Linked DNA regions of Homo sapiens: region 2 is linked to region 1. The links are chromatin loops, found by intact Hi-C in ENCODE. Cell type or tissue: PC-9. All regions are shown on one strand. Each heading gives the region's core, and the rest is flanking DNA. Links, peaks and the distances in the headings are about the cores only.

Region 1 (5,508 bases), core at 239-5,238:
AAAATGCTTCAAGGAGCAATCATAAACAGATTTTGTACAAATGAAAAAAATAGAAAGTATCATCAAAGAAATAAAAGATATATAAAAGATACTAATTGAAATTTTAAGACTGAACAGTACAGTAACCAAAAAACAAAAAACACCAAACCCCAAATCTTAGAAAACCTTACTGGATGAGGTCAGCATGAAAAAGACAAAAGAAAGAGCCAGTGACCTTGAAGATAAAAAAAATAGGAGTTACCTGACTTGAACATGAGAGATGAAATAAATAGAAAAAAAAAGCCTCAAGTACATTTGAGATTATAACAAAAAATCTAACATTTATGTCATCAGAGTTCCAGAAAAAGAAAAGGAAGAATGTGGGCCTGGAAAAGTATTAGAAAAAATAATGGCTGGAAATTTCCCAAATTTGGCAAAAAGATATGAACCTAGTGATTCAACCAAATAGCACCTGCTCCTCAATAACCTATAAAAAGAAAAAATTGAAAAAAAGGAGCTAAGCAAACCCTAAACAGGACAACCCAAAGACATCTGTCTAAGTCATATCATGTCATGATCAAACTCCTGAAAACCAAAGATAAAAGAAGGACTTCAAAAGCAATAAGACATCAGTGACACCTTACCTATAAGGGAAAAGAATTTGAATGATAGAGTATTTCTCATTAGATGCCGTGGAGACCAGAAGGAAGCACCATAGTATTTTTCAAGTGCTGAAAGAAAATGACTGTCAACTCAGAAATCTATACTGAAAATATCCTCAAGGAATGAAGGGAAATGAAGACATTTTCGGATGAAAGAAAACCAAGAGAATTTGTTACCGGCAAACCAACCCTAAAATAGTGGCTAAAACAACTTCTCTAACCATAAAATAATACAAGAAGATACCTTGGAACCCCAGGAAGGAAGAAGAGACAATGTTGAAAGTGAAAATATGGGTCAGCACATTTTATATTTCTTATTCTCTTGAATTTTCTAAATTAATGTTCAGAGATTTCCTCTTTTGGAATTTATTAGCAGTGATCAGCTATTTTATTTAATAGGTTATCATGAAAAAGTTCAGATAAACAGTCTTTTCATATACAGATTCAATAGTTGCAGAGTTCTGTAATGTCAAGTCAAATCTTGATTTTGGAATCCAGGGTTTTAGAGTGGAGGGTACCCTTTGGACTGAAAGGAACCCTCATGTAGGCTAAGTCTAAAGAGGGAACAGAGAAACACACACATGCCCCTCTCATGTGTCAAAAAATCACATTTCCCACAAATCATTTTTGGTTTGAGTAAAGTATACAAAAGCATGGAATGGCTGTCCTTTTCTTTTTCTTTCCATCCTTCTTTCCTTAGCTTTTATTCTCTCTCTCCTCTTTCTCCTTCCTCTCTTCCTCCTCTCGCTCTTTTTTTTTTTATCTCTTTCTTTCTGCATTTCTCTCTTACTGTCTTCTTCCCTTTCTGTATCCTTTCCCCCTTTCATTCCCTTTTTTTCTTTCTTACAAGAGAAAAGAGGCAACAACATTCCACTACAGACCTTGAGCCCAGATTGCCTTTTTGTACAACTCAACAGGTACCTTCTTGGACTCAATCAGCTAAAAAGGGACTGTGGGCATGTAGTATAGAAAGTCATTTATGTTGAAATCTGCTTATTTTTCAAGCGTTATTAATGATTACTGTCCATTATTATTTGTCCATTATTATTTTAAAAAATGGAAATAACTTTTCTGATTTAGTTTTCATGTGACTTAAGTTCTATATATCCATATGATTATTTTTTTCCCATTTCAGTCTGGCTTCTCTGCTTGAATTCCACAGTACTAGAATGAAAAGTAATAAAGTAATGAAAAAGTACAATATAAAATATTAGTGTTCTTTGTGGCCTTAGAGTCATTTAAGAAAACACAATTGTTAGAGTGTAAGATTACTATGAACCTCGCTAAATGAATCTCTTTAGAACATAAACAATCCTTTCGTCTTGCATATCTGAGAAGCCCAAATATGTAATTAGTCAATCCCATGTAGTTTCAAAATGTTAACCTTTTGAACTGAATAGAAGAGAGATGTTTTATGAATAATGGGTGTGTATAATTTTGGTTTCTTTCGGCATAAAACCAACTCTGGAGAAGTCCCAGGGTGTACTCTTGCATTTACACTAATTAACTCCTCAGACACCAGTGCTCTGTTGGCTTTGGATCAAGTTTGGGATTCAAAAAGGAACAGGTTATTTAGTAATGTTGCAGGAAACCAGGCATCTTCATGAGATGGGTTTGGTCTTGTTTCAAACTGAATTATCTAGAGATGAATTGTTTATATTATTTCTCAGCATATTGCCTTTGAATGCTCTTGGGCACTCAGCTCACAATGTTGAGAAAGTGATTGATAATCAAGTATTTTAAATGGATAATCAAGATAATCAAGTATTTTACATGGATATTTTGTATGTGCGTTTGGGACAGGAAATTATTATCACATGTTTTGAACAAGTTCACTCAATTCACAATGAGTAATCACTAAAGACAGTGCACAATTGGATATGGTTGACCTTATTCAAAGTTCAAGGGTACTGCTAGGGGAGAGGACTATGGTAAAGTTAGAACTAGAATATGGAAATGTTGGGAGAAGAACAGTTAAAGACTGATGAATTATCACATTACCCATTAGTTTTCACTTAAAAGATAGATATATAAAATTACTTTTTTGAAATAAGAACTTTGAAAAGAAAATAATGTTGATGGCATTCTAATGGCTTGTCAAAGTAGAAGAAATGGATCAAGAAGGTACTAACCATGTTCCTTGCACAAGGTTCTATATACTATATTATGCATGTGGAAGTATGAATTTGCTTTTGCTTGTTGATATGGAGTAAATTACTCTAAGAACAGCTAGGAGGGCTTTTTCCTTCCTCATGCCAATCATTGCAATCTACTTACAATTTTCCTCACTGAAACTCCACCTAATAAGGTGTCATGTTATGACTCTGATTTATGAGTGTGATTTGAGTACTTCCCAAATCAGATGGAGTGGAAAACAAGTGAGTTAGTGAATCATTGAAGAAGAATCCATTTACTGGTGGTACTTTTTCTATCCAAAGGCTTGGATTTAAAATGTTGAAATAACTTCTGCTGGACTCCCAACCTTTTGCTATAGCTGTTATAACTGTGGCAAAAGTGGCTTTCACATACTGTAGCTGCTGAGTTAGCAGGAGTAGGGCAGCAGCTCTGCTCATCCCATACCACCTGATCCTGATCTGTTTCTCATGCTTCACCTTCTCCTGATGTTGTAGGGACTTTTCTTTATGTTTTCAAAAATCAAGATGTGTTTTTTTTTGGGTAATTTTCTTGAGTTAGAAATGTAGTTAGAACTGTGACTAACGGCATTGCCTGGAATGTGCTACAAACACGATTAGATATTCATTTATCTTCCTTGTATTAGACTGCTTGTATAAGACTCAGTGTTTAGACATTCATTTCTCTTCCTTGTATAAGACTCCTTGTATAAGACTCAGTGTTCATTTATCTTTTTAAATTAAACCACAACAAATATATGAGTTTTTAACCATTGCAATGTGCAATAAATAAATATATCTGAAGTAGCATTAGCCTTCTAGTTTTAAATAATAATGAAATTTGTTTAGCAGTCACTAACATGTGCAAAGAAATGTTTGGAAAAAGATGTTTTGCTTGCATTTCAGTCAACTCCCTGATAATAGATTCAAAATTAAATAAGGTGTTGGTGCATGTCTCATTTGGAATGAGTAAAAGAACTGGAAAAAAACTTAATGCAATTAAGCTGATTAAAATGTTGTGTCACCCTCCTGTAAGTTAAAATCATTTACTCACAGAAAAAGTTATTACCCTGTGAAGAGCGTTGGTTTTAATAACTATTTGTTGAACTCTAATGTCCTGTTTGATAAGAGTGTCTCTCCACTATGCTCAGAATTTTAAAGCCTCCAGTGACAGCAGAATCACTTTGGTTCAGAAACGTAGCAGGTGAATTGTAATTGTCCAGCCAAAGTTGGAATCAGTTCAATAGGACTGTCCCCCATGTTTATCCAATTGCAAGTAATGTCAAGAGGTGAGATGTGTGATGAAGGTGATATGATTTCTCATCCATGAAATGCTATTCTCATTTGTTCCTTTGGGGACTCTAGCTGTCAAAAGGAAAAAAAAAAAGAAAAGTTGAAAAGAGAAAATCATTATCCAAAGAGAACTATAGAAATATCTATTTAATCTAGGTTTGAAAGAAGATTTTATAATCTTGGTTAATATTATAAATACTTCATCCTTTTAAGTAAACCACATTTAGAAAAATACATTGCTGTAGAAATCACCAGGAATTCTGTGATGAGCAATTCAGTAGTGATCACTCCTTGTGAGTACTGTGGACTGAGAGCTTTTGGGCAGTCACATTTTATGGAAAAACTCTTGGCTTCTTCTTTGTTTGAATCTCTAATCTACAGTTAGTTCCCCTACCCTGGTAGCCTAAGAAAGTCTTCTAGCTCTGTAACTTTTCTATTTCTCACAGAATACCTTTGGATGTGTTCTCTCACAGATAAAATATTTTATTTTAGAAAATTTTATGCTTTCAAACTGATATTGACCATGGTAGAGAAAATGCATGTGAAATTTTCATATAAGCAATTAGCTCATTTAGTCTAACAATTAGCCATAATTAAATGTATTTTGTACCAGCTACAGTTAATATTTTGTAACATCAAAAAAATCAAATTTTAAATATCTAATTTCAAAAAAGGATCTATTATTTGTATCCATTTCAAAGACAGACCCTACTTAATTGTGGATAACTATTTTTAAACATTTTTAACATTTAAAAAATATGTAAAGACCTACTTATCTGGACCGATATTTGGTAATTGATTATAAATTCATATTTAACTAATAAGTCAATCACATAGCTAGATTAGACTTATACTGCAAAGGCTTTTTTCTTTTAATCACCTTCCATTAATAATATGAAGTATTTAGGGTTTTATTTTGATTCTTTGCTGCAGTTTTGATGGTAAGCTCTATTAGCAATGTTGGTTAAGTTTTTTAAGTGGTCTTGATTTGGTGCAAAGAGCAACCCCATAGTAATTTTATTTCGGAATTTTGTGTGTGTGTGCAGCAGAGTATGTGTGCAAGGAGAGCTAGAGTGTGTGTGTGAGAGAGAACCATTCCTATCATTTGCCTTTTGAGCAATCAGCACTCACAGAGTTAAAAAAATAAGCCAACAAACAATAGAATGTTAATAAAGGAAGAAATATATTTTTGATTCTTATGAATAGTATTCTAATAACATAGAATTATTGAGTAGTTAGGAGAGATAGCTTCTTTTTCATATCTCTAGGACTACTAAGGTGCTTTAGTAATATATACTACTATAGCCATAGCATGGGGACTCCCCATTTCTTGAATCTCCTTGTTCATCTTTTTTTTTTTGAGAGGGAGTCTCGCTCTATCACCCAGGCTGGAGTGCAATGTTGCAATCTCAGTTTACTGCAACCTCCGCCTCCCGCGTTCA
Region 2 (5,268 bases), core at 1-5,000, 52 kb before region 1:
GCCCCTCCCCCAGCCTCGCTGCCGCCTTGCAGTTTGATCTCAGACTGCTGTGCTAGCAATCAGCGAGACTCCCTGTGAGTAGGACCCTCCGAGCCAGGTGCGGCTTATAATCTCGTGGTGCGCCGTTTTTTAAGCCGGTCGGAAAAGCGCAGTATTCGGGTGGGAGTGACCCGATTTTCCAGGTGCGTCCTTTACCCCTTTCTTTGACTCGGAAAGGGAACTCCCTGACCACTTGCGCTTCCCAAGTGAGGCAATGCCTCGCCCTGCTTCGGCTTGCACATGGTGCGCGCACCCACTGACCTGCGCCCACTGTCTGGCACTGCCTAGTGAGATGAACCCGGTACCTCAGATGGAAATGCAGAAATCACCCGTCTTCTGCGTCGCTCACGCTGGGAGCTGTAGACTGGAGCTGTTCCTATTCGGCCATCTTGGCTCCTCCTCAACCAGTTTTTAATGGGGTTGTTTTTTCTTGGAAATTGTTAAAGTTCCTTGTAGATGCTGAACATTAGCCCTTTGTAGGATGCATAGGTTGCAAAAATTTTTCTCCCATTCTGTAGTTGTCTGTTTAGTCTGTTGATTGTTTCTTTTGATGTGCAGAAGCTCTTTAATTAGATCCCATTTGTCAATTTTTGCTTTTGTTGCAATTGCTTTTGGTGTCTTTGTCATGAAATCTTTGCCCATGCCTATGTCCTGAATGATATTGTCTAGGTTGTCTTCTGGGTTTTTATAGTTTTGGGTTTTGTAATTAAGCCTTTAATCCATCTTGAGTAAATTTTTGTATAATGTGTAAGGAAGGGGTCCAGTTTTAAACTTTGGCATATGGCTAGCCGGTTATCCCAGCATTATTTATTGAATGGAAAATCTTTTCCCCATTCAATAAATTTATCCATTGCTTGTTTTTGTCAGATTTGTCAAAGATTAGATAGTGGCAGGTATACAGTCTTATTTCTGGGTTCTCTATTCTGTTCCATTGGTCTGTGTGTCTGTTTTTGTACTGGTACCATGCTATTTTGATTACTGTAGCCCTGTAGTATAGTTTGAGGTAGGGTAACGTGATGCCTCCAGCTTTGTTCTTTTTGCTTAGGATTGAATTGGCTATTTGGGGTCTATTTTGCAAGCCCAAGAGTTCTTAACAGAAAAGTAATTATATACAGAAATGATCAACCATTAGGAAATTATGCATTGTTGATGGGCACAAGGTTTATGACAGGCAGAAATTTGCAAATGAACTAAGTAGAGTTTTACATTACTTTTATTTTATTTTATTGAGAAGTTAAAAAATTATCTGCAGAAAACAAAATCAATCAAATTCCTCTGTTCATGGTATGCTATCCTCTTTTCTCTTTGTTCACCTTTTATCTTCTTGTTATTTTCAAGCCACCCCTGACCACTCAACTGCATTTGGATATATGTATTTTTTCAGATTACACATATATATGTATATATATGGAATCTGAAAAATATAAAATATTGTTTTATATTTGTATGCTTTATATTTATATAAGTGATAGCGTATTTTAATCTCATTCATTTTTTGATTTTCTTATTCTTCACTATGTTTTCTTGATTTATGCCTATTTTCCTATGTGTCATTTTGCTCTGATCATAGTATTCCATAGTACACATTTATTCTACTTTATTTCCCTAGCAAAGTGCACCTAAATTGCTTCCAACTTCCTTCTATCACAAATAATGCTGTGATAAACATAATGACACACAACTCCTTTGGTATCTCTGCACATATTTCTCTGGACATATACTGAGGAGAAAGATTGCTGTGTCTTAGGCGATGCACATTCCATACCACAGTTCACACTGCCAGACTAAAAGGGCTCTGTTGCTCTTCATGCCTGCCACGATGCACAAGATTCCTATTTCTCCATAATCTCACAAACATTTGGTGATATTTCTAGTTTTTGTCAAAGTGATGTATATAAAGTGGTGCCTCATGTTTTAATTTGCATCCACATAAAAATCAGTGTGGTTGATCATCTCTTTACATAATAGTTTTTCCATTGGATACTCATGGGTTTTGATCTTTTACTTGTTGGCATATGTCCCTCATATCTTATAAATATTAAATGGTTGCCAATTTTTGATATGTTTATAAAATAAAATAGAAATTAAAGAAGAGAGAGAGAATATGGAAGAATTCTTCTTCTTCTTCTTTTTTTGGTCACCCAGGCTGGAGTGTAGTAGTGCCATCTGGGCTTACTGCAACCTCAGCCTCAGAGGTTCGAACAATTCTATGCCTCAGCCACCTGCGTAGCTGGCATTACAGATGCATGACACCACGTCTGGCTAATTTTTGTATTTTTAGTAGAGATGGGGTGTCGCCGTGTTGGCCAGGCTGGTCTCAAACTCCTGACCTCAGGTGATCTGCCTGCTCCCAAAGTGTTGGGATTACAGGCATGTGCCACCAACCTCTGCCAAATACGGAAAATTCTAAAAGTAACTGAATTCAGAATTCATTTGGAGTTTATATGGATTTTATCATGTTATTCTTTCCACTTGACTGTGTGTTTGAAAAAGCCTATATTAAAATTTTGGCTAAAGTCTTTTTGCTTTGCATCAACAGTTTTCAGAGGCTGTGGAGCTGAAATAGAAAATGTTCATATTCATTTAGCTATTGAAGAAATAATAATAATAATAATTTTTTTTTGAGATGGAGTCTCGCTCTGTCGCCCAGGCTGGAGTTCAGTGGCACAATCTCGGCTCGCTGCAAGCTCCAACTCCTGGGTTCATGCCATTCTCCTGCCTCAGCCTCCCGAGTAGCTGGGACTACAGGTGCCCGCCACCACTCCCGGCTAATTTTTTGTATTTTTTAGTAGAGATGGGGTTTCACCGTGTTAGCCAGGATGGTCTCGATCTCCTGACCTCGTGATCTGCCCACCTCGGCCTCCCAAAGTGCTGAGATTACAGAGGTGAGTCACTGCGCCTGGCCCCTGAATAAATAATTATTGATTACTATTTGATATTGATAACTAGTGATGCATTGGTAAATGAGACAAAATCCCCCCTAAGGAGATCATAGTCAAGTGAAGGGGGATGTCCATAAATAAGTAAACCAGTAAATGAAAAAACGACTTCAGATAGTCACATTCCAGGAAATAAATAAAGCAGAGTGTATGATATTGATTGGGGAGACAGAATGAATAAAGAAGTTTTAGATTAATGATAGAGTGAGGTGGTGATATGAGATCATGAACTTCAAAATCAGATGTGGATCTAAACCCTGGATTCTTCACTAGATTTGGAGTTGGACAGACTTGGATTTAGATCCTAGTTCACTCTGTGGTAAGTAGATTTTTTTTTTTTTTTTTTTTTTTTTGAGACAGGATTTTAGTCTGTTGCCCAGGCTGGAGTGCAGTAGTGTGATCTCGTCTCATTGTACCCTTAACTAGATTATACTGGCTTTATGTTATAGTTTTTAAATTAAAATGTCTTAATTTATAATGATATGAATTGGAAATTAGTGTCTTGTAGCATCACAGAACTCAGAGGTATGGCAAGAAAATCAAGAAGGCTTAAATGAATCCAGAGTTAGTTCATATTGATATAGGCATTCATAGCAGAAATTAGAGAGCAAGTAGTTAAACTAAATTAGGTAATATTGTACTAATTAATGACTCCAATTTAATTTTGGGAACATACAGTATAATCAGTATGAATCTTTAAATATGGTATGTATCTACTTATAACCATGTGATTTACACTCTATGATGTCTGCACAACTCTAAGTATGCACATACTTAAGGCTAATTTACCAAGCTGATTGAAGGTAGGGCAGTGTATTAGTCCGTTCTCATACTGCTATGAGGAAATACCCAAGACTGGGTAATTTATAAAGAAAAAGAAGTTTAATGGATTTACAGTTCCACATGTCTGGGGAGGCCTCACAGTCATGGCGGAAGGTGAAGGAAGAGCAAAGGCACATCTTACATGGTGGCAGGCAAGACAGCATGTGCAGGGGAACTGCCTCTTATAAAACCATCAGATCTTGTGATACTTATTCACTATCATGAGAATGGCATAGGAAAACCCACCTCCATGATTCAATTACCTACCACTGGGTCCCTCCCACGACACATGGGATTATGGGAGCTACAATTCAAGATGAGATTTGGATGGGACATAGCCAAATCACATTAGGCAGTGTCTTATAGAGTAACAATTCCCTTGTTTGCTAATGACCCATTTAATAGTATGATCCAGAATATAAAAATAAGTGAAAAAAGACTTTGAGCAGCCAAACTAGACACTGGAAAATTTGTGCAATGAAGCTTACATAGACTTTATGCTGGCCTAAAATATTTGTTTCCTCTAAGAATATATGATATTGGTGATACAATCTGGACTTAGAGAAACCTATGGGAAGATCTCTCCCCTTTGGACATTATAGTAAGGAAAATTATGGCTTGCAAAAGATGTCCATGTCTTAACTCCTGAAACTTCTGTATATGTTACCTTGAATGACAAAAGGTACTTTGCAGTGATTAAGATAAGAATTTTGATATGGGAAACTATCCTGGTTTATCTGGGTTGGCCCAATGTATCTACCTGTGTCTAATGCCAGAAAACCTTTCCTGACTGTGATCAGAGGGAGATGTGACTATGAAAGAATGGGCAGAGAGGTGGAATGTTGGTGGCTTTGGAAATGGAAAGAGGTGGCGTCAGGAGCCAAGAAATGGATGGCCTGTAAAAGCTGGCAAAAGTAAGCAAACAGATTCTGCTCTAGAGCCTTCAGAAAAAAAAAAGCAGTCCTGTAGATGCCTTGATTTAGGCCCAATGAAACTCATGGTGCACTTCTTTAATTTTTTTTTTTTTTTTTTGAGATGGAGTCTCACTCTCGCCTAGGCTGGAGTGCAGTGGTGCAATCTCCACTCACTGCAACCTCTGCCTCCTGGGTTCAAGCGATTCTCCTGCCTCAGCCTCCTGACTAGCTGGGATTACAGTCAAGCGCCACCACGTCCAGCTAATTTTTGTATTTTTAGTAGAGACAGGGTTTCACCGTGTTGGTTAGGCTGGTCTTGAACTCTTGATTTCATGATCCACTCGCCTCGGCCTCCCAAAGTGCTGGGATTACAGGCGTGAGCCACTGCACCTGGCTCTCATGGTGCATTTCTAACCTACAGAACTGTAAGATAAATTTTTGTTGTTTGATGTCATTAAATCTGCAGTTATTTGTTCTAGCTTAATAGGAGATGAATACACCTATTAATGCTTTTTGTCAGGCCAGAGATTACATTCAACTACATAATTTACGAT

Evidence for each region. Hi-C counts contacts between places; a loop is a spot of excess contacts. Peaks named below come from ENCODE experiments on the same cell type or tissue, not always from the same donor. Only the 100,000 strongest peaks of a DNase experiment are listed, where the experiment ranks them.
Region 2: a loop joins it to region 1, with 4 times the contacts of the local background. A loop is called at or near these places in 2 of 110 quality-filtered maps.

The regions. Positions count from the first base shown.
Region 1 is chr2:156,197,243-156,202,750 of GRCh38, reverse strand. All of the region lies in intron 1 of LINC01876 (long intergenic non-protein coding RNA 1876), which reads left to right. Among named protein-coding and RNA genes, the nearest start is that of LINC01876, 55 kb to the left of the region's middle. In PC-9, for the core only: no CTCF peak of the experiment used is centred there; a DNase peak (open chromatin) is centred at 2,970; H3K4me3 peaks cover 267 bases; H3K27ac peaks cover 2,796 bases.
Region 2 is chr2:156,249,692-156,254,959 of GRCh38, reverse strand. LINC01876 (long intergenic non-protein coding RNA 1876) reads left to right here and starts at 29. Exons shown (of 4, transcript NR_110250.2): 1 at 29-182. In PC-9, for the core only: no CTCF peak of the experiment used is centred there; no DNase peak of the experiment used is centred there; H3K4me3 peaks cover 1,303 bases; H3K27ac peaks cover 741 bases.